Linked DNA regions of Homo sapiens: regions 2, 3, 4 and 5 are each linked to region 1. The links are chromatin loops, found by intact Hi-C in ENCODE. Cell type or tissue: endothelial cell of umbilical vein. All regions are shown on one strand. Links, peaks and the distances in the headings refer to the core of each region. The heading gives the core; the rest is flanking DNA. Region 1 overlaps LOC340184 (a long non-coding RNA gene). Region 2 overlaps HIVEP1 (HIVEP zinc finger 1). Region 3 has its middle 21 kb from the start of LINC02530. Region 4 overlaps TMEM170B (transmembrane protein 170B). Region 5 has its middle 56 kb from the start of EDN1.

What was found. A loop is a pair of places that touch in the nucleus more often than their neighbours do. Peaks named below come from ENCODE experiments on the same cell type or tissue, not always from the same donor. Only the 100,000 strongest peaks of a DNase experiment are listed, where the experiment ranks them.
Region 2: a loop joins it to region 1, with 15 times the contacts of the local background. A loop is called at or near these places in 20 of 110 quality-filtered maps.
Region 3: it touches region 1 in a loop (13-fold over the local background); 6 of 110 quality-filtered maps call a loop at or near these places.
Region 4: it touches region 1 in a loop (8-fold over the local background); 6 of 110 quality-filtered maps call a loop at or near these places.
Region 5: a loop joins it to region 1, with 11 times the contacts of the local background. A loop is called at or near these places in 32 of 110 quality-filtered maps.

Annotation. Positions count from the first base shown.
Region 1 is chr6:11,697,327-11,703,477 of GRCh38, reverse strand. LOC340184 (a long non-coding RNA gene) reads right to left here. Exons shown (of 3, transcript XR_001743973.2): 2 at 3,215-3,295. Among named protein-coding and RNA genes, the nearest start is that of ADTRP, 78 kb to the left of the region's middle. In endothelial cell of umbilical vein, for the core only: no CTCF peak of the experiment used is centred there; a DNase peak (open chromatin) is centred at 3,147.
Region 2 is chr6:12,072,409-12,078,559 of GRCh38, reverse strand. All of the region lies in intron 2 of HIVEP1 (HIVEP zinc finger 1), which reads right to left. Among named protein-coding and RNA genes, the nearest start is that of HIVEP1, 63 kb to the right of the region's middle. In endothelial cell of umbilical vein, for the core only: a CTCF peak has its summit at 3,142; no DNase peak of the experiment used is centred there.
Region 3 is chr6:12,602,899-12,609,049 of GRCh38, reverse strand. No RefSeq gene overlaps it. Among named protein-coding and RNA genes, the nearest start is that of LINC02530, 21 kb to the right of the region's middle. RefSeq lists an enhancer at 441-560 and a silencer at 2,959-3,253. In endothelial cell of umbilical vein, for the core only: a CTCF peak has its summit at 3,072 (motif pointing right); a DNase peak (open chromatin) is centred at 3,089; H3K27ac peaks cover 630 bases.
Region 4 is chr6:11,583,337-11,589,487 of GRCh38, reverse strand. TMEM170B (transmembrane protein 170B) reads right to left here. Exons shown (of 3, transcript NM_001100829.3): 3 at 5,964-6,151. Among named protein-coding and RNA genes, the nearest start is that of TMEM170B, 49 kb to the right of the region's middle. In endothelial cell of umbilical vein, for the core only: a CTCF peak has its summit at 3,850 (motif pointing left); DNase peaks (open chromatin) are centred at 2,647 and 3,847; H3K27ac peaks cover 1,995 bases.
Region 5 is chr6:12,230,850-12,237,000 of GRCh38, reverse strand. It overlaps a transcript of EDN1 not described here. Among named protein-coding and RNA genes, the nearest start is that of EDN1, 56 kb to the left of the region's middle. In endothelial cell of umbilical vein, for the core only: a CTCF peak has its summit at 2,782 (motif pointing right); a DNase peak (open chromatin) is centred at 2,800.

The sequences.
Region 1 (6,151 bases), core at 990-4,989:
CAAATTGCTGCTAAGAGTATATGGCAGAGCCATTCAGCCTCGCCTGCAGATTCGGAGTCGCCTGGGGACCTTCTAAAAGTACTTTTGCCCAGATGTCTCCTCCAGAGCTTCTGAATTGGTCTGGGCTGCAGATTGGGCATTGGGAATCTTAAAAGCACTTCCAGGTCATTCCCATGTGCAGCCAAGGTTGAAGGCTGCCTGGATCCCTGACGTATGGGAATTCTTGTCCATTTTCCTTGCCTATGGCAGCAGCTGAGGTCTTCAGGTTGTTTTGAACATCATCTGAGAGAGCCACTGCCTTTGTTCCAAGCTTCCTTGCAAAGCCACTGCCCAGCCATGCAAGTGCTCAGCACATTTTATGGCATGACCAACTGCCTGGTCCCTTTGGGTGCAATAGCAGAGGTGACTTTGGGGTGGAGTGTGGAGCCAGGCTCTGGGAACGGCTCAGATGCCCCTGCAAAGCTTTCTGGTGGAGCTGTCTCCTGTCTCCCTGGGACCTCAGTGCACTTCCTTAGCAAGAGCCCAGACTACTGGAGCCAGGGAGGCACCTTGTGGGAATTGTGCCAACAAATGACCTTTGGACTTGAACTGTGGCCTGGCTCTCTCCTGGGTCTCCAGCCTGCTGGCCTGCCCTGATAATTTGGGACTTGCCAGCCTCCATCATCACGGGAACCAAGCCCTTAAAATAAATCTCTTTCTAGGTACATACACATCCCATTGATCCAGCTTCTCTGGAGATCCCTGACTGCTACACTCTTCCTTGGCTCCCCTGGCCTCACCTCCTTTCTCTGGATCCTCCCACCCTCCACTCTCTGCGTCGTTTGCCTGCAGTGTCTGTGACTCATAGGCCTATAATAATCCTTCCGCTTCTGCTTGCCAAACTCTCCTCTTTTCATTCAAGAGTCTCCCCAAATCCCACATCATCCCATCAAGGAAACAACAGTCTCTCCTCCCTAGGATGAAGCCATTCATGGAGCAGATTTCAGAAAGAAAACTCTGTCTGTATGAGTGTTTCTTTGAAAATTCATGTTGGAGACTATTCCACGCATGACAGTGAGGGGACTTGGTGTTCCACAGGCTCTGTCTCAGAGGCCAGGCTACAGGGCTCCCCGTCTGCTCTGCACAGGTCTGCATTTGGCACATGGTCTCATATGGCTAGTGGTGCCTACCAGATGGTGGTCTGGGGCGTGGCCTCCTGAACAAGCTACTGAAGGCCACTGTCCTGCATGGCTACAGATTTCACAACCAACCCTATGCCACCAGCCTGTTCATATGACATTGCTTAAGGCAAGGAGCAGTCAGGGAAAATCCCTGAGCATGCGTTCTCTCAGCTGTGGGCCACCATGTCTTCCTCCTGTGAAGGATGAAGGGTTGAGGAGGCACTATCCTTCCCTTCCTACCACACATGTAGAGGGGCCCCTGTCGTGTTACTGCAACCACCATTAAGCCACATTCTCAGTGGACATTGCACAGCCATCGGACATGCTGCCTCAAAGCTCCACCTACAAGCTATGGCCCCAGAGACCCCTGAATGCCATAGACAGCTGGTGGTATCCCAGGGACAAAGAAAGCCCAAAGTATATGTTCACATCGCGGGGATACTAAAGCGTCAGAGTGAAAGAACATAAGCTTTACAGATACTCTAAATTCGGTTAGTCCCATTTCCACAGCATTTGCCATCTTGGGTGACTCATTCAACCTTTCAGAGCTAGGTTTCCTCATATATAGAGGAGGAACGCAATACCTGCTTTGTGTTAGTGCTACTGAGAAGAAGGATGATGATGTTGATAATAATAATAGGCTGAGGACATTCTGCCCAGTGTTAGCATCCAATAAATACCCGTTTCTTTCTCTGTTCTCTTAACTAAAAGCCTCTACTAATCCAGTGGAGGCTACTTATGGGTCATAATTTGAACACCTGGGAGAGGTAGTGTGAAATCATAGTATAGAGGAGCTGATGGCAGCACTACGATGCAGACGGCATTCACGGAAGGGGAGTTGATGACAGGACTAGGATGCAGAAGGCGTTCATGCAAGGGGAGCTGATGGCAGCACTAGGATGCAGATGGCGTTCATGGAAGGGGACCTGATGGCAGGACTAGGATGCAGAAGGCGTTCATGGAAGGGAAGCTCCCTTACTGTCCGCATGGCTTCACAGCATCAACAAGAGGGTCCCAAATCACATGTTCCAGCACCCATTCCCCAACTTGAAGTCCCAACACAATAAAAATAAAGGAAGGCAATGAAATATTGTAAATGCCATGGAGTCTAGAAATCCTAGATTTTAGAACCCTCTAAGTCTATGCAAAGCATTAACATTTCAACACATAACCCAATTTCAGGAGGCTTACACAAAGGAAAAGCAGTCCATTGCAGCGCCCTCCTTCTTCCCACTGGTGTATAGGAATGCCTCCTAAGCAGTCGTGGCCTTACAGAGCCCTAGAGACAAATTCATTTTGCTTTTTTGTTTTATTATTGTTATTATTATTATTATTATTATTATTATTATTATTATTATTTGAGATGGACTATTGCTCTGTCACCCTGGCTGGAGTGCAGTGGCGTGATCTCGGCTCACTGCAATCTCTACCTCCTGGGTTCAAGCAATTCTCATGCCTCAGCCTCCCGAGTAGCTGGGATTAAAGGCACTCGCCACCACACCTGGCTAATTTTTGTATTTTTAATAGAAACGGGATTTCGCCATGTTGGCCAGGCTGGTTTCAAACTCCTGACCTCAGGTGATCCACCCTCCTCGGCCTCCCAAATTGTTGGAATTATAGGCGTAAGCCTCAGCGCCTGGCCTCATTTTGCAATTAACAAAATACAAGGAGGCCCTCCTTGATATTTGGAGATAGAGTATTTCAAGCACATTTGATGAATTTCTATCTTCTTATGTTGTGATAAGAAGGCTTGGCAGGATGTTTTTACAATTGTAGTATACATTTCATGGGGAGGAAAGGAAATACCTATATATGTGTGTATTTTATATATACAAAATATAAAATGAAAAAATGCAGTTGAACATATATATATATATATATATATATATATATATATTCTCTTCTGGTTTTCAACTGCATGTTTACATTATCTCATGTTTGGGTCTAGGCCTGTTATTAAATGGGAAGATGAGAGCCCTCTGGTGGCTAAATGGACTCTTCTTTTTTTTAAGAGATAGTAAAACTAATTATCTTGTGTTTTGAAAATTCTATACCTTGTTCCAGTTAGCAATTTGCTGCATAAACTTCATCTTTTCTCCACTTTTCTCCACTGTTCTTCATCTTTTCTCCTCACCCTTGAGTAAAGACATAATGAGATATTACATTTTCAACCTCTTTGATGCTCACACTTTGCATTTAGGCAAATAGTTAATCCACCTTCTGAAAAGATAAAACAGTGTTTTAGAAATTTGATTTTCAGACACTCATCTAACAAATATTTATGGGGCATCTATAACAAGTAAGACACCATTCTAAGTACTGTAAGAGCTATAAGAAAATTTATAATATAACATCTAGTTGCAAGAAGCTTATAGTAGAGTATAAAAAAGAACAGCCTTGACTTTTTAAAAATGTATTTTTTTCTATAAACTTTAATCATTTTATCAAATACATAAGTTTTCTTATCAGAGGTATTCTCCTAGGTTCCCTATCTTCCATCTACTCGGGTGCCTGTAGCAAGAAGTGGATCATCAAGTTGAACTCTTCCTTCTCCCACTGTCCAATCCAATGATTCATCATGTCCTGCCAGCTCTACTTCTCTTTATTTCTATTGATGCCAACTTAGATCAGGGCACCTAAATTTCAGGTCATTACTATATCCTTTTATTTATTTTATTTTATTTTATTTTTATTTTTATTTTTTATTTTTTATTGAGACAGGGTCTCTCTCTATCACCCAGACTGGAATGCAGTGGCACAATCACAGCTCACTGCAGCCTCGACCTCCTGGGCTCAAACAATCCTCTCGCCTCAGCCTCCTCAGTAGCTGGGACTACAGGGATGTGCCACCATAAGAGGCTAATTTTTAAATTTTTTGTAGAGACAGGGTACTCCCTACGTTGCCCAGGCTTATGGTATGCTTTTTAGAAATGTATTTTTAAGTTATTTTTGAGTGGTTGATACATGTACATAGTATAGAATTCAACATATACAATAACAAATGCATAACAGGTAAGTCTCCCTCACACTCCTACACCGTACACACCTGGTTCCCTTCTACAAAACAGCTACAAGTATCAACCCTTTGGATATACTTGTAGAGATATTCGGTTCACATGCAAGCATGTATGTATTTTTCTCACAAATGATGACACGCAGTTCAGTGCCTTGCTTTTACATCTTTCAGTACCTGTTGGAGAAAATCCTAAATCAGTGTAAAGAGGGCTGCTTCATTCTTTTTCAAGAGATGCATAGAATTCTATTATATGTATGTATATTACCATAATTTATTTAATCAATTCTCTATTGATAGAAATTCAGATGGTTTCCAATCTTTTACTATTACAAGTCAATGCTGCAATAAATATCTTCTTGCAGACATCATTTTTGCACGTGTGCCAGAATATACTTAGAATAAATTCCTAGAAGTGAAATTATTGGATCAAAGGATATGTATATTTTTACTTTTGATAGTTATTGCCAAATTATTCTTCATAGAGGTTTTACCAAAGTCTACGCTCGCTGACAAAATATGAGGCTCTGTTTCCCCAAATTCTCAACTATACCGTGAGTTAGAACTTTGTGTTTTATCTTTACCAATCTTATGGGTAGAAATGGTGCCCCAATACAGTTTTAAGTTACATTATTCTTAATTTGAGCGAGGTCAAGCATCTTTTGATGTTTATGATGTATTTTAACATAAAGATACACCTTTGTCCTTATCTTTACTATACATGGATTTAGTTATACGTGTCTCCTTATATCTCTTGTTCATTTTTCTGCTTGGGGTTTGTTTTTTGCTTGTCTTATTGAACTGTAGGAGTTTGTGGCAGGCAGCTTCCAAGATGGCCCCAGATGACTCCATCTCCTGATATCCACACCCTGACACACTCCCCCTCCCACATCGTACCACAGTTGCTCTGTGTGACCAATAAAATATGGCAGAAGAGATGGTATGCCATTCCCAAGATTAGCGCATAAAAGATAATCAGCTTCTGTCTTGGTGGCTCTCTCAATCTCACTTGCTCTGGGGGACACCAGTAGCCAGGTCTTGAGCAGCCCTGGATAAAGAAGACCACGTGGTGAGAAGCAGAGGCTCTTTTGAGAGTTTCATGAATGACCTTAGCCAGGGTCCTTCAGCCTCGGGTAAGCCTTAGAAAGACCCAGCCCTGACTGATGTCTCCACTGCAACATCCTGAGAGACCCTGAGCTGGAATCACTCAGTTAATATGCTCCCAGATTCCTGACCCACAGGAATTTTGAGATTATAAGTATTTGTTGCCCTAGGATATTAAGTTTTAAGGCAATATTTAAGACTTGATAAAATAGTGTAAGTTGATAATATAGAGTTGATAATGATATAGTTTGATAATAATATAGAGTTTTTGATATATTAAGAAAGCTAAGTCAAGTGCAATGATGAGTGCCTGTAGTCCTATCTACTTGGGAGGCTGAGGCAGGAGGATCACTTGAGCCCAGGAGGTCAAGTGCAGCCTGGGCAACAGAGTGAGACTTCATCTCTAAGAATGAATGAATTAAATAAATAAAATGGTAAACTTTTTAAAAAGAAAGAAAATCGGTCTCTTTCTCCTGAGCTTGAGTTTCTTGATTAGAATTTTAAATGCTTTTTCTTGCTTGTTGAATGTCTATTAGTCCTCTTTGTGATTTATTTTCTTTCTTTTTTTTCTTTATTTTCTTTTTTGCCATGCAGATTTTTTTAAAAAAATTTACATACTGAAACTTATCAACTTGGGGGATTACTTTTATACTTAGAAATGATGAAAGACCATACAAATTCCAAATTTTATTTTCTTCCATTTCTAATAATAAAGAGCTAGGCCACTTTGGTCAACTCTCCTGCTAAAATCAACTAAAAATAATGAATACAATAATTTTCTAGTATCCTTTAAAGCATCAAGAAACTGACAAGACAATAATGAATTACCAGACCAAGATCTAAGAGATTCCAGGAACCCAGAAGAGAAACTGTA
Region 2 (6,151 bases), core at 1,387-5,386, 370 kb before region 1:
ACAGAAACTAAGCCACTAAGTGTAGTGAACTCTGACTGCCTCTCCAAATCCGAGCCGCTCCCCTTCCTGGGCCTTGTGCATTTAGCTCACTGCAGACCAGGAACCATGAGAACTGTACTATGTGTTGGAGCAAATCCTTTCTGATATTTCAGATTTCTGGTTCTGTTGGAACAAGACACATTCTGAGAAAAGCTTGGTCTACTGGTACTGGGGCAGAGGATCTGAGCAACAGAGACGGGGCAGCACCAAGCCTGACAATGCGGACCAAGTCAAACGAAACACAGACCACCGAGACTATTCTTTCAGACGTTCTTAAATGCTAAGTTGTCAATTAGTGACTATGTTTTTTAGCTATTATAGCTGAGTCAATGCTTTGCTTGGCATCTTTCACATCCCTTCTCTAGGAGTATTGAGATCAACAGACCTGCCTGTCAGATATTAATCCTACAGTCACTATTCACAACTGTCCCATTAACTTGCCATATGCATTCTTCTTCACCATCTTCTTACCTAAACAATGTCCTCTTCTTTTGTAATCCTTTCCAGAATTGGTAATTCTCTGTGGGGGAAATACAACAGCAAGCAAGATATAGCCTCTTTTCAAGATGGTACTCCATCGCATTCTGTGATCTCAAATTACTACAGATACAAACACATCCATACTCTCTAAGAGAAAAAGGAAAGGATGAAGATTTAAAATGTGGGAGTAGCAGAAAAGAAACAGTGAAAATAACTGTCCAACCCCCTCTTGAGTAAGAAGAGGGAGACTGAGAGGCACAGAAGATGAGAAAGGGAAGAATGCCATTACATTTCTTCTAGAAGTCTCAACAGAATTAGATGTCAATTTGAGATAAATAATATACTGATGCTTCAGTTTTCTACTATAGACCCAACGACCAAACCAACAGCTAAGACTTAAGACCTTCCAGCCCCAGACACCGGACTTATCATCACTGTGTTGGCACCTTCAGCTGGTGGATCTCCAGCCCCATCTTCCCCTTGTAAGTTTCACACATTCCCTGAGAAGGCTCCTTACTTCAGGAAGCTCTCACTTCCCCATCACATGCCTACGAAAGATGACAAGTGCAGATGACTTATGACAAGGACGCCAAGGACTTCAGAGCTCCTGTCCAGGATCCCATGGCACTAGAGCACCCACCTGGAGTCTTGAATGTAACCCTGAACAAAGCGTCCCTCTGGACACAATGGCATCGCCACCAGGGATGACGTTAGCAGGATGAGCTCTGTATTGCCAGTGACAATAGTCAGGTACATCGCAAATTAAATACCTTTTGCAGGCTATGCTGAAAACCTAATCTGATATGACACATTATTACTAAGGGCAAATGTGGTCTGGGCACCAAACCACAGATTTAAAACTGAATTTTTGTTACATAATCCAGTTATAATTGAGGCCTCACTGCATATGACTCGGGTTCACAATGCTTCAGATAATTCACTTAGGAAGAAAACTCTGTCAGTAAGAGAAGTTTCTGGGCTCCTCCTGGGGCTTTGTAAGTTGTAGTTTAGGGCCCTGGCTTCCTATTTGATATACATCATCCCTCCAGCAAGATCCACCTCTACGGAAAACTTACTCTAGGTAATCTATGCTCACATCACAGAGACTCTGAAAAGGCCTCTCTCATGTAACGTTAAGTAGCTGACTATATTCTAATTAAAAGTGAAACAAGAATTCTCTTTCCTTCAGCCCCAATCAGAAATTTGGCAGACAAATTCACTCACTACCTGTTGCACTGATATGGCTGTCTGCTGTGGTCTCGATGTTTTTGTCCCCTCCAAAATGCATGTGTTGGAAACTTAATCCACAATGCAACAGCAATGGGAGGCAGGGTCTACTGGGCGGTGTTTAGGTCATGAAGGCTCCACCCTCATGATGGACCTATGCTGATATAAAAAAGGACTGCAGGAGTGGGTTTACTCTCTTCCGCTCTTCAGCCATGTGAGGACACAGGGTTTGTCCTTCTCTTAACCTTCTGCCTTCCTCCATGTGAAGACACAGCAAGAGGGCCCTCACCAGTGCTGCCACCTTGATCTTGGAATCCCAGCCCCCAGAACTGTGAAAAAGAAATTTCTGTTCCTTTATAAATTATCCAGTCTCAGGTGTTTTGTTACAGCAAGCACAAACAGACTAAAACAGCATCTCTCTCTCTAAGATGTTTTCAAAGTAATTTTATCTGATTTTGAACTATTTTTTCTTGTGAGTTTTTATTTCAAAAAGTATACCCTACTTCAAATCAATAAACATGTGCTTAATTAGTAACCCATACAAGTCAAAGCCATAAACAGAGATATGTTAGGCAACAAATGTATATTCAAATATAATCTGATATTGAAAGAATATCTAAAAACTTAAAAGCAATCAGTTAATATTCTTTAATGAAGCATATTTCTATATTTGACTGTTTGAAAAAACAAAGACCAATGGTAAAAAAGCTATAAGACAAACAACTCAGTTCCTTTCAAAAATAACCTGCAAAAAAAGCAAGAAGAGAATTGGAAAGGGTACCCACAGATCAAAAGAATACAAAAGATACATCAACTTATAAAACAGGTGGAGCTTATTTGCCCTCATTCTAACGAAATGTTTAAAAAATTACACTACTGGGGACAACTGGAAATTCAAATACTGACAGGATATTTGACCATATTATTAAGGAAATTACTCTTCTTTATTTTTGTTTGTTTCACAAAGGTATTGTGATGACATGAAAAGATATCCCTTATCGTTTGGAGCTTATATAATGAAAACATAGGAATGAGATGATATCCCCAAGGTTAGCTTTAAAGCAATGTGGGAGGGTGGAAGTAGCCAGAGTAGTAAATGCAACCAGACTGGCTACCAGCTGTTAGTTACTGAAGCTGAACGATAGGTAAATGGAGGCTTATTACACTATTCTATTTTGTAATCATTTTAAAACTTCCATAATGAAGTTTAGAAAAAAAAAAAAGGCCCAATCTGAAATTTTTTAAAAACTGAAAGATTACCAAACTCAACACGTGTTGTTGTAGTGTTAGTAATAATAAACAAGAAATGACATGTGACAGTGCAAGACGAGTGAGGTGAAGCAGCTAAAGGCCAGCGCAGAGTGGGCATTCAAAAGGTCACTGCCCCTAAAAATCATCTGAGCCCAAAGGAAAGGAAATAATTTCTGAACTACCACTAGGAGTCAGGTTTGCACACACCAAAGCTGAAAAGGATAACAGAATAGAAAACAATTTCTAGACATCCAAAGTTCTTCATTCCTTTCGAGGGGATTGGGAGATAGGGTCAAAGACCTCCCCTTTAAGAATCTGAAAATTGGAAAGCCTTCAAGATACAAAATCTAAAACGCCAAACCCAAGGAGCAGAGCAATGTACATGGTACACTTCCATCTGTGTCATGCACGTGTCTACGTGCCTGTGCGTGTGCATGAAAGGATACACAAGTCACTGCTGCAGTCAGCCCTGAGGAAAGGGGCGGTGTGAGAAAGACACAGGTTTCACTGTACTTTTTTTACTGTCTTTTCTGTTTGAACTAATTAACTTGTGAGATTTAACTTTGGTTTTTGAAATTTAAACGATATCTAATACAAGAAGAAAGTATTTCAACTATCCCAATTTGCCACTGTTAACATATTACCACATTAGTTTCCAGGTTATTTTTCATGTTTGTGTATGTATACATACATACTATCAAACATGAAAAGACATAAGAAAACATGGATACATTCTTTCTATCTTTATAAATTACATCTTCATAATCCTACTCCAATACTGATCCATCACTTTTTCTATTAAAAAAGTGATAATTTTTTAAAAAGAATAAAACTTCAAAAGATCTCTATAAAAAAAAAAATCTCATGACCAGCGTACAGCCTCTCTCAGAAAGAGAGACAAGGACATGCACGCGCGCGCACACACACACACACACACACACACTTTTTCATACAATTAAGGACTGCAGCGATCTATGGAGACCCCTAAATCCATGTCAAGAACCCCTGCTACAGACCTACACTACACTATCATTATTCTTGCACTGTGAATGAGGATTCAAAGATACATTTTTATGGTGCTATTGAACACTAACTTTTCTGCTCATTTTCATTTTTTTCAGTTGTTAAATTTCTCCCCAAATAATATAGTAATATAGCTCTTACTAGTACACACTATTCTTATTTTGCCATACGGAAAAATAAGTTTAAAAAGTAGGTATATAATCTTTCCTTTTCTTAATTTCCCAATCCAATTATTTTTAACAACTATCATAGAGTGGAAGAGAGTAGACAGGAAAGAAAAAATCACTGGTATCGGTGCATCAGGCATTGTGCTTGGCATAGGACACTCACATCATCTTTAGAATCGGCCATGTGCCAACTTTTGAGTAAGGCAGTATCCCCCATTTTAGAACCTAAGCTTTAGTGGAGATGAAAATATTTTAATCAAATAAAATGTTTTCATGCATAAGTACCTATAACATACAGTAAACAATGCAATTTCTACAAATGCACAAGGAAGAAAGAACAGTGATGTACAGCTCTCATGGTGCACACCCACTCCAATCAATCTACTTTTGTTCCCAGCAGTAGTGAGGTGGGGAGTGTGTGGTGCAGGGACCTCTCACCAGCTCACCCACAAACCCTGCCAGCCAACCGGGGGCACTCAAATTCACCAACCAAAAGGATCCCAGCACCATCTTATTTTTCCGCCTGCCAGCTCAGGAGGCTTCCCAGAGTGTCTTAATCCTTTAACATGATGAAAATCTGGATGGCAAAGGTTCCCCAAGATTTTAATATCTACTCACTTAGGACTCAGGCTTCTGGTAATGGCAGAATAGCCTATATGAGACTAACCCTCCTTCTAATAACAATAAAAATGTAGAGAAAATATATATTTTTAATGAAAGTGCTGGAGAGTGACCAAGAGCTGGCAGAAACTAGATGTGTTGACCCTTAAAGGCTGAGATGCGAAGGAGGTGAGGCCACATTTAAATGGTCTTTCCCCCAGGGCAACGGCCAGTCCCCTAGGAACAGTGAGGCAGGAAGCAGTATTACTGAGCTGGAGGACACAGAGATGGGGTCTGGGGCAGCTGGAAATTGGGAGGAGGTAGGTACAGTGAGCGGAAATCCCAGAAAAGAGGGAGACTCAGAGGAGGGAGTCTAGAATCTAATAACAAACCCTCAAATCCTTGGCTGTCTTTTGAACTGCTTGTGTAGAAGACAAGGAACCCAAAGTAAAGCCACCCAAAGGAAGACTGGAAGAACTGAGCAAAGTATCAGCAGTGACTCAATATGGGGGACAAGGAGCTAGGAACTCAAGTCCTGCCAGGGATAGAGTAGCCAAGCAAACATCTTCTATTTCCACTGAAACTTCAGACTACGGGCAACTCAACAGACCTACTCTAAAAGGCCTCAAAGCAAGCCTCCACCAGTCTATGAAATAATCTGATAGTAATTTAACTGCCTGCTAGAAAACACATGATAATCTTCAGATGCAGATGACAATAGAGAGCCTCTAAAACATATCCACATTGTTCTCTATGTGATTAAAAATTATTAGGCACGCAAATCACAAAAATGTGACACACAGAGAAAGCAGTAAAAAGAATAAGAACTACACAAGACAAAGATGTTGGAATCAGCAGACAAGGGATGTAAAATAACTATAATATATAGGAAATAATTTACAGAAAAAAGATGGGTAAAGAATGAATGAAGAGTAGAAGATTTCAGAAGAGATATAGAAACTCTAAAAAGAATGGAAATACTAGAACAGAAAAGTACAATAGCTGAAATAAAAATTCACTGGATGAGAATAACAGCAGACAGGGCACTGCCGTTAGGAAAGGAGTCACGAACTTGAAGACAAGTCAACAAAAATTATCCAACCAACGCATACAGAGAAAAGCCTGAAAAAAATGAACAAACTGTGGAATCATATCATGTAATCTAACACAGATGCAACGAAAGCTCCAGAAGAGAGAGCTGGAAAAAGGGAATAGAAGAATATTCCCCAAACTTGACTGAAAATATCAGCCTGCAGATCCAGGAGGCTCGGTGAACCCAGGGAAGATGACTCTAAAGGATACTACACATAGACCTATCACAGCAAACCAGCAGATTAAAACAGGAATAGAGATGAGGAAAGGGA
Region 3 (6,151 bases), core at 714-4,713, 910 kb before region 1:
TGACTGGCAGGTTTATAATTAGTCTTTCTGTCCAACCCCATTTCTCTTCTCCAGTGAAAGGTTTAGCTATGACACTAAGTCCCTTTTCAGTGAAACAAGGAATATGGTCACTTCTAGTTTGATTTATGCAGGACAATCGGAAAGATTGGGCAAAAGCTGGCTTTGGCTTTCTTTGTTTAGGCTATCTTTGGTTGAGAAAGTGGAAGGGAAAGTTCAAAGATCCAGAAATGGTAAGAAGAAACAAGAAAGCCATCAAGTTTGGTTTATTTTCTCAAGTTGATTATTTATGGCTAGTAGTCCACAGATGAAGAATTTTAATGATCGAAACCTAGAAATATGTGTTGTGCTATTTTGAGCCTGTTTCTTTAAAATGTAAGACTGCTAGAGGTATGAAGAGAAACTTTTGTTGTTTAAAAATAGCATTCGATATTGACAATCTTTTCAAAGTTGCTCATAATCACCATTTAACTGAGTGGATTTTATTTCTGGATACCAAAAGATATGATGATGCTTTTGTTTCTTTTTTTGTTCCTCTTTTTGCAGATAAAGCACACCCTGTCTACATGCACTTTCATTATGCTCTGTTGCAGGAAATTAGCTAACATTTGTGGAATGTGTCATCTTTTACTGCTCAAGGGTTTTGTTTTTCATCCTTTTACAGAAAGGATTGTTCTTAGCACCTTACCAAGAGCGCATCAATATAGTCACGCCACAACTGATGGGTATTGTCTGTTATTTTCATAAAACAGTGTGCAAAAGGCTTCTCAGCCTTCTTTACATAATACAGCGAGTGTCAATAAACAGAGTTTTGTTTTTTTTTTTCCAACAAGCATAGACATTTTATTGGCCAGGTGCGGTGATTCATGCCTGTAATCCAAGTGTTTTGACAGGAGGATGGTTTGAGGCCAGGAGTTTGAGACCAGCCTGGGCAACATAATGAGACTCATCTCTATGGAAAAAAAAAGTAAAAAGTAAAAAATTAGCTGGGTGTGTCTCACGTGCCTGTGACCCAAACTACTCGGGAGGCTGAGGCAGACAGCTTGAGCCCAGGAGTTTGAGGTTACAGTGAGCTATGATTGTGCCACTGTACTCCAGTCTGGATGATGGAGTGAGACTCTGTCTCTAAAAAACAAAAAATAGACATTTTATTATCATCAGGCTTACTATGAAGACTAACAATTGGTAACTGAAGTTCTGCACTGAAAATTTATATTTTAAGATGGTTTTTTTCACAAAAGGAGCTTTTCTTTGTCTAATATTTAAGTCAAGATTCTTGTTCCTGGCTTCAGTATCTCTGCAGTATGTTCATATATTTATTCCTCTGTGTGTGTGTCTCTGTGTGTGTGTGTGTGTGTGTACATATGCATATACACATATATACTCATACCTGCATGCAGGTTCCATTGCTGTTTATCATGTAGGAATTTTTTTCTCATCAGTGACATAGGTTTAGTGACCCATCTTCATTAACTATATCACGAACATTCAGGGACACAACAAAACTAACACTATCAGAATAAATTATTCATCCAAAATCCAGTTTTCCTTCTGGTAACCAAGTACTTAATGATCAGAACAGAGAAAGGCTAAACTTAATAAATGAGACTATTTAAATGAAAATATTCAGGATTGTAAAGGTAAAGATAAATGTTATGTTTGCTGTATTTACAGCTCCTTTGTATGATGCTGTAGCATTTAAAGCCCAATATCCATGTAGGAAATGATGAAGAAGATTGGCAATCAATTGGGAAATTGAATGGGGATGGGTAAACTTTACAGCTGTGGGTTTTAACCAAACCCAATGGTTGTTTTACTACCAGAAGAGTGATTCTGTGGCATATATTTCTTGCAGAAAAGAAAGAGGAGGGATAAACATGTGAGTGCATGTGTCTGCGTATGACAGGGACAGAGAATAAGGAAGCATAAGAATTTTGAGATAATCAGTAGGGAGGGAAAGGGAGAGATGAGCAGGGAGGGAGATGTTAGACTGGCTGTCACAGTGAGGCTGATATTTTTAATTTCTCTTTTTTATTCCCTGTGCTCATTTTGGCTCCAAGTCGCTGAGGCCGTTTCTTCATGAGTTTTAGTATTCTAGTCTAGTGAGACACACAGGGAGACGAGCAAACAAGACTTCAGTGTGAGCCCATCGATTGCTGAAGGGACCCTCGTCTGGCAACATCATTCCTGCATTTTGAGGTCAGCAGTTCTCAGGAAGCTAGGCTGGCTCAGTGCTTGGGATCTGCAGTGGAAGCTGACGCTCCCCACCAATCATCCAGTGAGCACAGGCAATTCTATCTTCCCACTGCTCTAATGATAATGCATTCCTTCCCTTTGAAACACTTAATTTTCAGATTTTGATAACTTCTGCCCACCTTAACTCCTATCAATCAGACTTTATGTAACAGCACTGTGTTTGGTTCCTGAAATGAAATATATTCTTCAGAACAGCTATAAGTGGAACAGGCTCAGAAAGAAGAGTGGATGTCAAATACTGTTTGTCATATCCTAGTAAGAAGTAGACTTTCATATGTAACACATGATCCCAGTGTAGCTTGATATAAATGGAAGATTTAAGTGAAAGAGGTCTATAATTTTGTTGGCAAAATAAAGAGAAATTTCCCTTATGCTAAGACCAAGTAGCCAAAAGTATCTCTGAAAATGGTAGACCTAATTCAATGAAAATCCCTCTGAAATTCTACCAGAGCTTTCGTGATTGTGTTAGTGAAACTCATCAGGTAAGGCTGGAGCTATGAGGATTCTCATCATTAACTTAATGGGGTTTGAGACTCAGATGCTTGAAAATGTGTAAGGTGGTTTGCTGATTTAATGTGAAACCGGAACTGTTGCCACCAGCCGCTCCTACCCACCCCATGTCCTGCCATTCCCATTGTAAGACATGTGTTAATGAGAACTGAATATCATGTGATGGCATCATTGGATCAGTTTGGGAGCCATTATCATACCACCCATGTGTGCTTGCTTTTGCCGTTATGTATTTTCTGGTGAGCAGTTGGAGTTCTTCCTTCAGTTACGAAGTGTGAGTTAATAGATGACACTCTATCCTAGACACTAGGTGGCGGCAGACTGCTGAGATAAACCATTACCCAAGGGACCGAGAGGCTCAAACCTGTTCCCCAATACTCAAAAGGCAGATGAAAATGGCAGGTGGATAAAACTGAATGGTATGAAACAACACACGCAAGATTGCAAATTTTCAAAGGCATGAATCACTATTGCATCCCCCAAAATCGTGTGAAGCTGCTTAAAGCTAACTTTACTTTCTTTAAAACGTCCTGGAGCAGTTATCACCCAATGGCCCTAATACCGTATCCAGTTTTGTTACATCTCTGAAGTCAAAGGTAGACACCCAGATATCATAGCTTCTCTCATTTATCATGAAGGGTTAACTCTAAATCTGTATTTTCAACCAATCTCTTTTTTTTGTTTTAAACATGTTTATAGTTGTTTTAAGTGGTAATATTTAAGTTCAAATAATTAATAGCAATATTTATTAATACTATCAGCCCAATGCTTGAGTAAAAATGCTGAAAAAAGTATAAGATGTTCAACTGTGTGCAAAGCACCACTGAATGTTTTCTAAGAATATTAATTTCTTATGAAAGACTAATAATAGATTGTCAATATAGTTTTAAATATTAAATATAGAACCAAATAAGATTTGACAATGAGAATTTAAAGACCATCATACTGTATTGGTGCACATGACATTCTAATTTTCAGTTTTTTTCCTATAAATGTTTCCTGTAATATGTCTTTGTGAATTGTTTTTTCCACTCAGTTTTAACTCCTAATCAGACCCAGCCCCACCTTGGAGAAGTCAACATCTTTAAGATGTGGAACATTTTAAGATTTATTTAAACTGATGACCAGCTAAAGATAAATAAGATAAATCATAAATATAATAAAAATAAAGAAGAATAAGAAAGCAAATAAAGAAATAAATAATTTTAAAAGAATAAAAACAAATTTAAAAATAAGTTTTAAAAACAGGACACTTTATATACTCTCAACTGGCTATTTCTGTACTCCCAGGGCATAAGCTGAACATAAATGACACTAAATAGGAACCCTAAAAAGAAGTGGAACAGAATTCCCAATGATGAAACCTGGTGCTTCAGGAAAATTCCAGTGTTAGAAGACATTGTGTTTGGAATGAATCCCCCTACACGCTATTACCAAATAAAGTTGTGCCAGGGCAGAATTTGAAGTTTTGTGAATTTGTTTTTAGGTTTTTAAATTGATTTAGGCTTCAGGAATTTCTAAATTTCTGCCAAGTCTAAATAGCTCTTTGTGGTAAGGCTATTAGCCTGTCAACTAGATATCACCAAAGGTCTTCATGAAGTACAAGTGGAAAAATAAGAGACAATTGCACTTTGCATGGATAGCTAAAAATATTTTCCACTCTCAAATACTCATCAAGTAAAAAAAAAAATCAGAGTATGGGCCTTATATCAGGACACTAGTATTTTCTTTGGGACTCTTATTTTTTATGCATAGGCCATATGTACTTTACTAATATTCTACAATGTATAATAGAATTTGGTAATATAAATAACTTGTGGTTTTATTTATATAAAAATTATATAAAGGTATAAAAAGTTTTCATTTTCACTTGCATATTTAATGCGTTGCTTTTGTAAAGAGGAGTACATTTATTTGAAGATAGAATTACCTAGAACATAAATGATGTATGGTTGCAGAATAAACACATTTAAAATGACTTCTTTAATTAATTTTTGAATTTTGAATTTTACCTTATTTAATGTTGATTTTTCTTTTTTAAACCATAGCAGGGTACATTTCTCCTTTGCTACCTGGCTCTACTCTCGGCCAAACCTCCCAGCCCATGGATGAGAATTCTCTTGTGTATCAATGGATATGCATGCTTTATTTTGTTTTATTCTGAGGGGATCTGTTTCTTCCCACAGCAGAAAAAGCAAAGTTGCCTTTTTCAAAGTTGCTTATGCCGTAAGGCATAAGATGGTGGTAATTCTTTGTGTCGACATCTATTTTAGTACAGTTTAAAAGTAGGTACTTTTTTAGTATTTTCAAAGGGGTCTGTCCATATTTCATCTTGATACGTTATTTTTTGCCTAGCACAGTGTCTTGCCTATGGGAAGCATCATATATGTTTTAAATACATCTATACAGTTTAATTGAATGCTAATAAATTACTCCCCCAACTCAGTAATAATGGAGAGAAGGCCAAATGGAAGTGAGGGTGTGGTCATACTCGGAAGGGATTCTTGAAACTGTCTGGTAGAAATAAGGCTTCTATTAATAAATCAGTCAATTCAATTAAACACTAGACTAGTGTCCATTTAATCAGCTTCTGAATTTTGGGTGTACAAGCAAAATAGTGTACGGTTTGGGTGAGTCTGGTTTGTTTTGTGTTTTCCACTATGAAAAAAATCAGAACCACTAGAGGTCACTCCAGTTATTAGCAAGAACTGGTTAGGCTAGTCTTTGTCTTACAGGACAAGGCAGCTCTGGCAAGCCTGCCTAAATTTTGCCATCAGCAGAAGCAGAATAAAAGTTAACTTCAATGCTCATAAATGGTTAGTACAAGTCTATGGTTTGCTCTATCCCATTACGCCATCCTGATTTACCTTCCTCCGTACCATTTCTTTCCGCTGTACCATTTCAATAATAACCTCAGCAGCTGTGTCTACTATGTGTTTATTATGCATCAGGCAATATTCCAAGGATTTTGCATCATTATCATCTTTACTTTGCACAGCAACCCTATGAGGGCTGTACCATTACTGCTACCATTTTACAGAAGATAAAATCAAGGCTCAGAGAATTCACAAAGCTGAGTGACAAGGCTGAGATTCAAACCCAGAGCCCACACTGGTAGACACAGATCGGATCCCATTAACAACAATGGGGTATGCTTGACTCTTATTTTCTATTTAAACAACAGGTTTGAGTGTTGTAACAGGAGAAAAGTTTCGGAATGCATATATGTGGCAACAGGAAGCACTTTGGCATCCCTCAAATCATACTCTACAGGTCAAGCAAATGCAGAGTTGTGTGTGTGTGTGTGTGTGTATGTGTGTGTGTGTGTGTATTTGGGAGGGGAGAGAGAATAGAGGGGAGTATGGAAAATGGATCTAACAAGTTAAAG
Region 4 (6,151 bases), core at 1,477-5,476, 110 kb after region 1:
CTGATGGAAGCAAACGGGACTTAACCCCTCAATAAGATCTCAAGTGAACATTTGGGCCTTTGTACGTCCTGTCTCTTAAAAGTCATAAGCCAAAGCCTTGTGGCAGGAAAATGAGCTAGTCATGGGTTACCCAGGAAGTGACCAGTTTCCAAGGGGATCCCTTTGGGCCTCTAGGGATTACCTGAGTCCAGGCAATTAGGCTGCTATGGCCACCTCTGTTCTGCTCTTCACATGCACATCTGTTCAAACAGCTGTCCAGGTCCCATAAGAGACCTTTGTTTAACCAAGTAAATGGCTTTCTTCATTTATTAAAAGCATTTTACCTTTCCCTCAAATAAGAACAGATTGTGAGGACAAAATGACATTATAGATGTGAAAATGGTTTGAGAGTAAAAGTTGAATTCCAACATTATTACAATGATGACCCTATCAGTAATATAGGCTTTACATATATCCTCCAGGCACTTGTAAAAAATGAAAAACAGGCCAGGCACAGTGGCCCATGCCTGTAATCCCAGCACTTTGGGAGGCCGAGGCAGGTGGATCACCTGAGGTCAGGAGTTTGAGACCAGCCTGGCCAACACGGTGAAACCCCATCTCTACTAAAAACACAAAAATTGGCCAGGCATGGTGGTGGGCACCTGTAATCCCAGCTACTTGGGAGGCTGAGGCAGGAGAATCACTTGAACCTGGGAGGCAGAGGTTGCAGTGAGCCAAGATCGCGCCATTGCATTCCAGCCTGGGCAACAAGAGCGAAACTCTGTCTTAAAAAAAAAAAAGCCAGAAGTTATGTGAAAAGCTGAATTTAGATCAAGACACTGTGTGTGTATATATTCTTGCATGTGCATATATGAACACATATGTTTGTGTATGATGTTGGCCAAGACATGTAACCTGTATGCCTCAGTTTCTGGATCAGCAAAATTGGAATAATACCTCTGCCTTGTTGAATTGCAAAAAAGGGAAAAAAAACAGAAGTTAGAGTTTAGATTTGAAATTTTCTTCCCTTCTCATTCACCTTGCAAAAAATCCTCCAAGTTAAACAAGTTTCAAATGAATCTGGACGTAGACTAAGGCTCAGAACTACATGGACATGTTAAGTGTCAAACGCTTGGAGCCAAACTGGTCCTGGCCTAGGAAAGTCTGAGAATAACAGGTCTATACTGATGCTGTCCTGTTAAAAGTTTCAACTTGCATTTACGAGAAAGCAAAAAGAGTTGATGTGTTTTCAGGTTTACTGAAGAAGAAATTGGCATAGAGAGATTAAGTCTAATGTGAGGTCTCATGGGCACAAAGGGTCAGAACCTGGGAGAAGACCCAGGTCTCATATCATCCCCTCTCAGGTAACATGCACAGGGCTTTCAAAAGTCACGAGTCTCAAGAAATAGAAATGCTTTTACGCTATTGATGGGAATGTAAATTAGTTCCACCATTGTGGAAGACAGTGTGGTGATTCCTCAAGGATCTAGAACCAGAAATACCATTTGACCCAGCAATCCCAATACTGGGTATATATCCAAAGAAATATAAATCATTCTACTATAAAGACACATGCACATATGTTTACTGCAGCACTATTTACAATAGCAAAGACATGGAACCAACCCAAATGCCCATCAATGATAGACTGGATAAAGAAAATGTGGTACATATACACCATGGAATACTATGCAGCCATAAAAAGGAATGAGATCATGTCCTTTGCAGGGACATGATGAAGCTGGAAGCCATCACCCACAGCAAAGTAACACAGGAACAGAAACCCAAACACCACATGTTCTCACTCATAAGTGGGAGTTGAATAATGAGAACACATGGACACAGGGAGGGGAACGACATACACCAGGACCTGCTGGTGGGTGGGGGGCAAGGGAAGGGAATCTAGAGGATGAATAAATAGGTGCAGCAAACCACCATGGCACACGTATACCTATGTAACAAACATGCACGTTCTGCACATGTATCCCGGAACTTAAAGAAAAAAAAAAGTCATGAGTCTCTCAAAATTGTAGTTTCCTCAACCCTACATCTCCCACTCATCTCTGTACCTTCTCCTATTTTCCACATCAAAGATAGCACAAGCATCTTCTTTTAACACATTTTGGAGTCACCCACCAACACCAATTCCCACGAAAAGTAAGCCAAGTGTAGTTTTATGAAAATCTGTTTGGTCCTCTTTTTTTTTTCTTTTTTGGCAACAGAGTCTCACTCTGTTGCCCAGGCTGGAGTGCAGTGGTACCATCTCGGCTTACTGCAACTTCCATCTCCCGGGTTCAAGCGATTCTCCTTCCTCAGCCTCCCAAGTAGCTGGGATTACATGTGCCCGCCAACATGCCCGGCTAATTTTTTTGTATTTTTAATAGAGAGGGTGTCTCACCATGTTGGCCAAGCTGGTCTCGACCTCCTGACCTCAAGTGATCCGCCTGCCTCGGTCTCCCAAAGTGCTGAGATTACAGGCATGTGCCATCTGGTGTCTGAAGTTCAGTCCTGATTGAAGACCCTGAGTGCAGGGGCACGTGTGTCCCCATGGCTGCTGTAGGCCACACTATGGGAAAACAAAACTCGCGCTTTTACAACCAGAACTCTGGAGCTGAAAAGACCAACCCTCCCTCTCTGAGTTTGAACTAAATAGTTTGTCTCTGTAGCATAGTAAACAAAGCAGAGCAGCTCATTAGCAACAGGATCTGCAGTGGTTGGTGACTATGTGCACAGCTGATGGGCAAGTCCCGGCCATCTTTCAGGATTCATTTATGCTGGCCGCCTTGGCTTCCTCATCTTGTACATATTTGGTTTAGAGAATGCGAGGAATTTGCTAGCTGAGCAAGTTTATTCATCCTGCTTTCTAACTAGGCTCTTTCCCACTGAGGTATGTTTCTAAAATTTCCCTCAGCAGGCTTTGTTGCAAAAGCAGTGCGGGGTTCAACGGGACAGTTTAAATCTAAAACAAATCCTCCCTAAAAATGCACTGTTCTCTGTCAGGACAGAATCTGGCTCTGTCTTTGAAACAGAAGTGCCTGAACTTATTACCAAAACTTCTAGCAAAGGCTGGAAGGACATCATCCCTCTATGTGCAGACAATACATTGAAAGAGGGCAATGGGACAAAGGTTATTTTCTAAGCACTCACTGCGTGCAACATGAGATGTCATTCCATTTTACTAATGTGAGAACTGACTGTTGCAGAAGTTAAATGACTTGGACAAGTTCAATTACTAAGTGGTAGAGCAGGAATTTAAAACCGAGTCTCATGACACAAGGCAGATTGCACTATGTGTGCGTAACCCCAAGTTGACCAACTGTATAACTAAATGTCACTAAGAAAGCGTAGACTACTAAATTAGATACTAAGATATCAAGGCTTGCATCTGTAATCCTAGCTATTTGAGAGGCTGAGGCAGGAGGATTGCTTGAGGCTAGGAGTCGGAGACCAGCCTGGGCACCAAACACAGTGTGACTCTCTCTAAATAATAAATAAAATACACTAGGTAAAATAAATAAATTAGATAAAACCATTATGCATTGAGTTGGAATTTAAGAAAAATATATAAATCAAAGTCTAGATTAATGACTTACAAAAATCATAAACTAAAGTGATTTTCTAATTTGCAAACAATCCTGATAGGTTGTTTCTAATTTGCAAACAACCTATCTTAATAATTCTTTGGAAAGTTACATTGGCTAGTGATGACATGAAGAAACCTTAATTTTTCTCATATTTAATTTTCTGGTGTGCATTTCTTTTGGAAAAAAAACATTAAATGTATCATATGGAAATGAATCCAAAAGTAACAATCAGTTAATTTCAGTTCATAGGTAATGTCCAAGGCAAAAGCAAGGAGAAAAATAAAATAGAACCACTGCACCATCTAGTGACGGAACTCTTGCTTTACAAGAAAACCACCTGATGCAATTACATTTTGCCAATCAGTCCCCAGAACTTTCTGAGCCTGAAAAATATTCATAAAATTGTCCAAAAGAAGAATGCCTAGTGACAATGAATCATAGAAAATTAAGAGCAGACAGGATAGATTCCTAAGTTTCCATTTGGAAGCTAGAGGCAAACCCAATTTTTAGTCCTCAAAGAGTGGGTGCCATGGATCCTGTTTACTTTCCCCTCTGCACCCAGAAGCTTGATGTAGTATTTTATGAGCTAATAAGGGTTTGAAGCCAGGCATGGTGGCACACACCTGTAATCCCGGCTACTCAAGGGGCTAAGGAGAAGGACTGCTTAGGCCCAGGAGTTCGAGACCAACCTGGGCAACACAGTGAGCGATCCACTCTCAAAAACAAAATAATAAAGGTTCAACTGCAAAACACAGATGGTGTAAGGATGTATTCAGTAAATCTGAAATGTTTCTCCACAAGCCTGACTAGGACTCATTCATAATGGTAAACACAAGGCTCAGTTTAAGACTAAAGCGTCTTTCTTCTAATTACCTTTCCCTGTAGTTTTGTCCAATGTAGGTGGTGATAAATCTGAAATTTACTAGCCAGGCATGGTGGTGCACATCTGTATTCCTAGCTACTGGGGAGGCTGAAGAGGGAGGATCACTTGAACCCAGGAGGTCAAGGCTGCAGTGAGCTAATTACACCACTGCACTCCAGGCTGGGCAACAGAGTCAGATCTCATCAATCACTCATTAAATCTGAAATAAGTAAATCCGAAATTTAATGTCTTATTTGAATGCTCTGCAAATAACAAAATGCCCAAAGAAAACTGACTTATTTTTTTAAATTACAAAAATATTACTTCAAGGGCCAAAAAAGATACTAGAACTAAAATAGAAAACTTTTTTGGGATCTCAAGATTTATATTTTGTCCAAGATGTTAACATTCATGGCCAGGGAGAAAATGTATTGAATAATTTTATGATTAGTGTGAATGAATAAAAAAAATTACCAAGGAAGAAGAAAATATATTTCCACGGAGTAATTACGTGGAATGAGTAGGTCAGTGTATGTGAAAAAACGTTTACTTCCATTATGCTTGCGCAATGTTTAAAGTGAAGCTAGTTTTCATTCCAGCAAGATTTGAAACATTTATAGTGACTGGCTCTGTCAGCTCCAATCTCTTCACAGGCAAGATAGCAGTTGAATCTAGTTGGGTACTTAGCACTTCCCTGAGAAATCCCAAACATTCAAAATATGCATAAATTTGACAATTCAAATCCTCGGTTGATAATTTTTCAAGACCACATAATTTCATCTGGTTTTTTACAGTAATGAGATATTATCTCATTACAGGTAAGAGTTCCCAAAATACTCTGTAGACACCAACACAACATAGTTATGTTGGGGGAAGCAGGTAATCGAGCAAGAAAACCCCAGCCCGGCAATTATTAGCTCTGTGGCCTTGAGCAGATTCCTACCTTCTCTTAACTTCAAATGCTTCATCTATAAAACGGCGATAAAACATATCACTTGAAGGGTTACCTTAAGTGTTAAAGAATACATAGGAAGTGTCTTTAACAGATAAGAAGCACTCAACAAATGGTAGCTCCTTATTAATAAAATTGATAGCATGTTTCTTTAAACGGTAACTCAGAAGTAGATGCTATGTGGCCCAGGATTGATCCTAGGCAAGTCTATTAACCAGACTTTATGCCTCACACCTTTTTTTTTTTTTTTTTTTCTGAGACAGAGTCTCACTCTGTCGCCCAGGCTGGAGTGCAGTGGCACGTTTTTGGCTCACTGAAACCTCCGCCTCCCGTGATTTCCCAGGCTCAGCCTCCCAAGTAGCTGGGACTACAGCCACACACCACAGCGTCCAGCTAATTTTTTTGTATTTTAGTAGAGACGGGTTTCACCACGTTGGCCAAGCTGGTCGCCTCTCAGCTTTTAAGCACTAACTCCTAAATCTGTAGGTAAAACAGGGCCAGAAAAATTGACAAAAAGGCAAGAGAAGACATTTGAGTCCATAGTGAATGAATTGAAAAGATTTATCACCAAGAGTCAAACACCCCATAAAGCTTTCAAAGACAGGTTTATTTATATATAAGTGCATGAAATTGAATACAGAAACTTTATTAAAATACTGTATATTACAAATTTTTAATCCAATAAATTCTGTGTAATGACATTTAAGTGCTGGATTCACTTTTTAACAGTTGTCTTGTGTGTATCAGTAAAGAGTTCACCCTGTATATTACAAA
Region 5 (6,151 bases), core at 727-4,726, 530 kb before region 1:
CGGTACCTGATGTGGGGTGGGGGGAGGGGGAAGGGATAGCATTAGGAGAAATACCTAATGTAAATGATGAGTTAATGGGTGCAGCACACCAACATGGCACATGTATACATATGTAACAAACCTGCACGTTGTGCACATGTACCCTAGAACCTAAAGAATAATAATAATTAAAAAAAAGAAATATACTTGATAGAAGTTAAGAAGTAAAAGTTTCCTAACAAAAAAAAAAAAAGAAATATTGGCCTAATTAATTAGAAACATACTTGGACTGTCACTTGAGCTTACTCAGGATAAGAGATTTATAATAAAGCACTTAGAATTTTACCAGTTTTTTTCCTAATTTCATCTTCCATATCAAATATTTTAGGAAAAATGAATTTATATATAAAGCTCCCTTTTTAAAGTGAAAATCTACTTTTATTATTAATTGTTTGGCATCAGGGCCAGGCACGGTGGCTCACGCCTGTAATCCCTGCACTTTGGGAAGCCAAGGTAGGTGGATCACCTGAGGTCAGGAGTTTGAGACCAGCCCAGCCAACGTGGCAAAACCCCATCTCTACTAAAAATACAAAAAAAATAGCCTAGTGTGGTGGCACACGCCTGTAGTCCCAGCTACTGGGAAGGCTGAGGCAGGAGAATCACTGGAACCTGAGAGATGGAGGTTGCACTCCAGCCTGGGTGACAGAACGAGATGCCTTCTAAAAAAAAAAAAATTGTTTGGCATCAAAATTACTCATTCACTGGAAGCCATTAGAAAATGTACATTCAAATTTATTCTATTATTGAATGGAAAAACCTACAAAGTGAGATAATACTTTTCTTTTTATTCGCAACCAAGGAATCAGTTTTATTCCCATGGAATCAAATAGGGATTCCTTTTCAACTATTCAGTTGAAATAAGTCAAGAAACAATTCAGTTATCTCAAACAGAATACAGTTTAAAAAGACTGACATACCATTATTGTTATGAAATCTTGTATACAAGAAAAACATGGAGAAACAATCTTTTGAAAGTCTGCTTGTAAAGCCAGTATTCAGGATAGCCCTGTTATGATGTACGCTTTGTGTCTCAGAGAAATCAGAATGTCTGCAACAAAGGCCTATGTGATGGCAATATTGCAGAGCTGCACTGTCCAATATGGTAGACACCAGTCACTTGTGGCTATTTAAATTTAAATTAATGAAAATTAAATAAAAGTAAACACTTGGTCCAGTCTTACTGGCCACATTTCAAATGCTCAATAGTCACCTATGGCCACTGCAGAGCACAAGTAACATTTTCTACATTGCGGAAAGTTCTGTTGGACAGCTCTGTTTTAGAGTCTACTGTAGTACAGATTATCTGTTAAAAGAATGGCTCAACCAATAGCGATCTCAAGTAAGAAATTCGGAGTGAGAGCACAGGAAGGAACTAGAATGGGAGAGGCTTTGAAATGAACAGGCACTGTCTTGGCATTACATACTAGCCATTCAAGGGGAGACCGTTCATGGCAGTGCTTCCTCTTTTCATGGTACTTTTTGTATTTCTTTTTGGTGTATGGAGAGTCAGGGAGTTATGAACTATATGGATTTATCTACTTTGGAAAAACAGAGAAGCATATATTCCCGATAATCATTGTCCTTAGACATGTTAGTAAACATTGCTATGTGGAAGTCACCATGTTACCAAAATTAGCAGCAGATTCAGTGGAGAATAGGAAGGAAGCCTGAGCAGGACAGACTTTCTAAGGAAACGGAGAAAGCTGAGGTTCCTGCCTCACATTTTCCATACAATTGCGCTGTACTTTAGAACCATCTACCTCTTAGTGAAGTCCAACCCCTATTCTACGAATGAGAAAATGGAGACCCAGAGACAAAGAAGTGACTTACCCAAGAACACTTATGGTATCACTGGAACAAGACCAGGGGCGAGATCTCCCTTCTAACATGACTTGGCCCACATTACTACTACTCACTTGCCAAGCAGATACTCCAATCCTCCCCTTCAAACAATGAATATGATAAAATCATCCTTTTAAAGAATAACTGAATTTCAGTTCAGGAAGCACTGTAATTGTCCAAGTGAATGTTTGTCAAATATCTCTTTCTGGTTTTGTTTCTTCATGAATGATCTAGAGTCTGGTCACTTGCTGTCTGGCCCATCCTCAAAAGCCAAACTTTCTCCTAAACTCTGGCTATCTCAGTAGGTCCATGGACACCAATGAAGTCCCCATCTCTGAATGCAAACCTTCCTGATCAATGTAACCTTGGAGAACAGGTTAATTCTAGCACCTTGAGTGAGTTCCAGGTAGGATTCTGGCAGTTCTGGTTGGGTTTGCAGCCAAGAGCCAAAATGCCCCAAAAGAGCCTGAAGTGGACCCTGGTCTTGGTCTTGGCCTTAGAGGTCAGCAGAGCAGTGTTTAACAGCAGAGACTTTTGCTTCAGAAAGACTTGACTTCCAAGTCAATCCAAGCCCAGCCATTTGTCTGTGACTGGACCACTAAGTGACCTCCGCCTCCGTTTCCTCACTTAAAAGTTGAAGTAATAAGAAACACTTCCCTGTGGTTTTGAAAGGATTAAGTTGGCTACTTACTATACATATCTAGCATAATGTGTTAGTGTCAGGAACATGGGATTCACCCCATGAAAGGGGATGTCATTGTTAACTGGTCTGAGAACCCAGAGAAGCAGCAGAAAGACACCTTGGGGGTTCTTGCTTCCAGGCAGCCACCTGGGAGTCAGTTTTCAGATCCTGGCTCTCTACTACCAGCTGAGGGAGCATTTCCAGTTTCAGCTCTCAAATTGTGCCAGTTTAATAAATGCATCAGACCACAAGGTGGTGCTTGATTCTAAAGTTTGATATCAGGAGGCTTTTCTAACCACAAAAGTAGTGAATAGCAAAGTGCATTCAACATTGTTAACAAGAGCCAACTTCCTAACCCTGATACAGATGTATAGGTGGGCTCCTGGCCTCTCTGACTGAAGACCAAGGAGTGTGAGCCACACAAGGAGCATTTGGCATGTGAGGGGGATGGGGAGAGCCTCAGCAAAGCTGAAGCCTTTATTTGGTTTCTTTTCCTACAGCATTATGTAAACTCCTGTCAAACCTACACTTGTGCTGTGTGGTTGTCCTCCAATTTCTGTATTACTCAGGCTCCCATGAGCAGCAGTTCAAGGAGTACAGGGAGGAGGAGCGGAAGAAGGGTGTTCTTGGGACATCAACCCCAAGGTATTTCAAAGCCCACTTCCTCTCGTAGTGCAATGACTGATGCCTCCAGCTATGAGTACAGGTCATGAGGCTCTGTATGTAAAGCAGATGTCACCCCTTTTTATTTTCAACATGCCAGCGTGATGCCACTGGGTCTTGGTGAGTTGGCATCACACACATCATCAGCAGCAATCTTGCCCATGCGGTCGGCTCTGTATAATAACATCTGTATTATAATAATAATAATCATAGTGCCTTAGGTAGGTAGAGCAGCTTGAATTGTCCAAAGGACTTTGCAACCAATTTGCAGTTATTATTGACAGAGCTTTGGTCCTGGTGCAGTCGCTACCTGGACATGACCTTGGGCAATTTCGTGAATTCTGTTTACCTGTAAAATGGTGGAGGAAGAAGGCGGGTAGACTAGATAATTTCTACAGTCCTCTTTAATGCTAGAATTCTGTGAATCAGTCTTGTTTTTCCCTCAGAAGAAGTTCTCCATCCATGAACATTTAGGCTTTAGGGGATGCTAAGAGGGATTTAGGGGGAACCCCTGATGAAAACAAGCAAAATGGAAAAGATCAGGAAAAGGTAGGAGGACAGAGCTAGGAAGGGCTAGGCTTGGAGACAGAATAAAAGAGCTGAAAAGGACTCAGGACCTATAACTTTGGATGAAGGCAACTGAAAGGCTTTTGTGGGAAATACCCCTGTAAAGGAAAACAAAGAGAAAAAAGAGAAAACTTAAATCTGCTGGGTTTTCTTTGGATCCAGCCAAAGGATTAGCTCTAAGATTGTTTTCTAGCTGATCCTCTGATAACAGCTTTCTAAAGGCTTGTGTAGACATCCCTTCACCAAATTTTTTGACCTTTTAATCCTTCTGAAAGTGACCTGTCCCTCTTTCTACTAATGAGAACAGAAAAATAAAAGAAAGTTTGCCAGTCGTCTTTTCAAGAACATTTTGTTGATTTTCTCATTGATGTGAAGGCTGTACCCAACAACCTTTCATTATAAGGTAACCAAAAGGTATATGCATGAATCACAACAGCTACCGTTCATAAACTATACCACTAATTCATAGTTTGCAACATTTTCCTTTAGTCTATTAATACTTTGAGTGAAAGAATCATTTAGGATCAACTTTATTTTAATAGATGCAATTTCATCTTAACTAAGACATTTATGCATTTTTTTCCTTCTAATAACGAAACCACTAACACTGCGGTAAGGCAGAGGAAATGAAAGATGAGTTTGACAGCATCAGGCTGCTTGGCTCAGAGAAAATACAAGATTGCTACATTCCACAAGTTACTGAATTTGGGGGAGCGCTGCATTTGTCCTCTTGAAATGATCTGACTCAGCTTCTCTGAATTTTATGAGTACCCTGGTCATGTCATCTGGGAATCATATGACCCTTATTTATTTGATACTGGACATTTTATTGCTTGGTGAAAAAAAAACCCAATAACTAAAAATATGAACAGACTTCCCATATGGTGATCTAATCAGATATATGTATTGGTAGAGACTATGATCGTGTTACCATATAAAGTGTATATTATAATTATATGTTTTATATTTTATTATATAAAATTATAACATATACTTTATTATATTATATTATAAATATAATATAATATACACTTTATTATATTATATTATAAATATAAACACTTTATTATATTATATTATAATTTTATATAATAAAATATAAAATATATAATTATAATATACACATTATATGCTTCATATTAAGAGATTATATAAAAATGTGAAGAACTGGTATCTCTTAGGAAAATGTCAACATTTTACCCTTTCTTTTATTTAATCTGAATGCTAAAAAAGTCTTTATGGTTTTAAGTCTATTGTTTTTTGGTTTTTTAAAAACTTGTTTTACTAGGTAATAACCAGGAAATTATGACAATAAAGTTTACCTCCCTTAGAAAATCACCGTTAGGTGACTTTATCCACAGTCATCACTGAACACATTAAATTTATACAAGAGATGGAAGCTTATTATAAAGAAAAATTACCATTTATGTGTAACTTGAGTGATATCTGAGTAAAAACTAAAAAAAAAATCAGACAAGAATATTATTTCATGAAAATGTCAGGGTTATAGTGTCTTTCAGTTTCACCAATTCCTCTCTGTTTAATAAAATAAATTTATAGCTTTAACCTACAACTCTGCAGACAACCATGTGTTTGCTTTTGAAATAGTTGTCTAAAAAGCTACTGAAATATTTCCATTTTGCTTCTGTTCAGAGCACGACCCTGGAAGAATCTAGAAGTCAAATTACTATTTAGTTTTAGTAGAAGAAAAAAATAATGTTTAATAGTCAAAGCTGGGCAGCAAATGCATATGGGAAAAACAATAAAACGTGTCTTGAATGGATTTCACTCCATATGAGTTTCCTTTTCCATTGCTTTTCAAATTTGTTTCATTCCTTTAAGTTGATGCTTTTATCTTTTCCTGTTAAGCATGGATTTGACTTTTGATTCGTTGAATTGCAGTGTTGGTGGAACACTGGTTTTTACAATTAAAAATGCCAAGCAAAAAATGTGGCTCCCAGGAGCCCTTCCTGGTCAGTGGTGTTCAATCACCCACTCCTGGCAGAAAGTAAGTGCTGCGGAGAAGCAGGAGTGCCAGGGTTAGATGGCTGAAAGTTCACAGCCAGTTCTGGGCTGTTAATCTCACGGCTTATTGTTTGGTTATAAATCTATTTTTTATTAAAATATAATTACACTTACATAGTAACAAGGCTTGTATATTATGGCAAGTCATTTTTCACAGGGAGAGAACTGCAGACAGATTGCTGGAGATGCAAGGAATTATATTTCTCCACCTTAGGCCAATGAACTACTGTTTTGGTTCTGTGCCTTGGGCAAATCATTTTCAAAAAAGTCTCCTGAGTCTCCAAAAATCTTTCACCCTTTCTTTCTTCCATCTGCAACAGACCCCGTTACTTA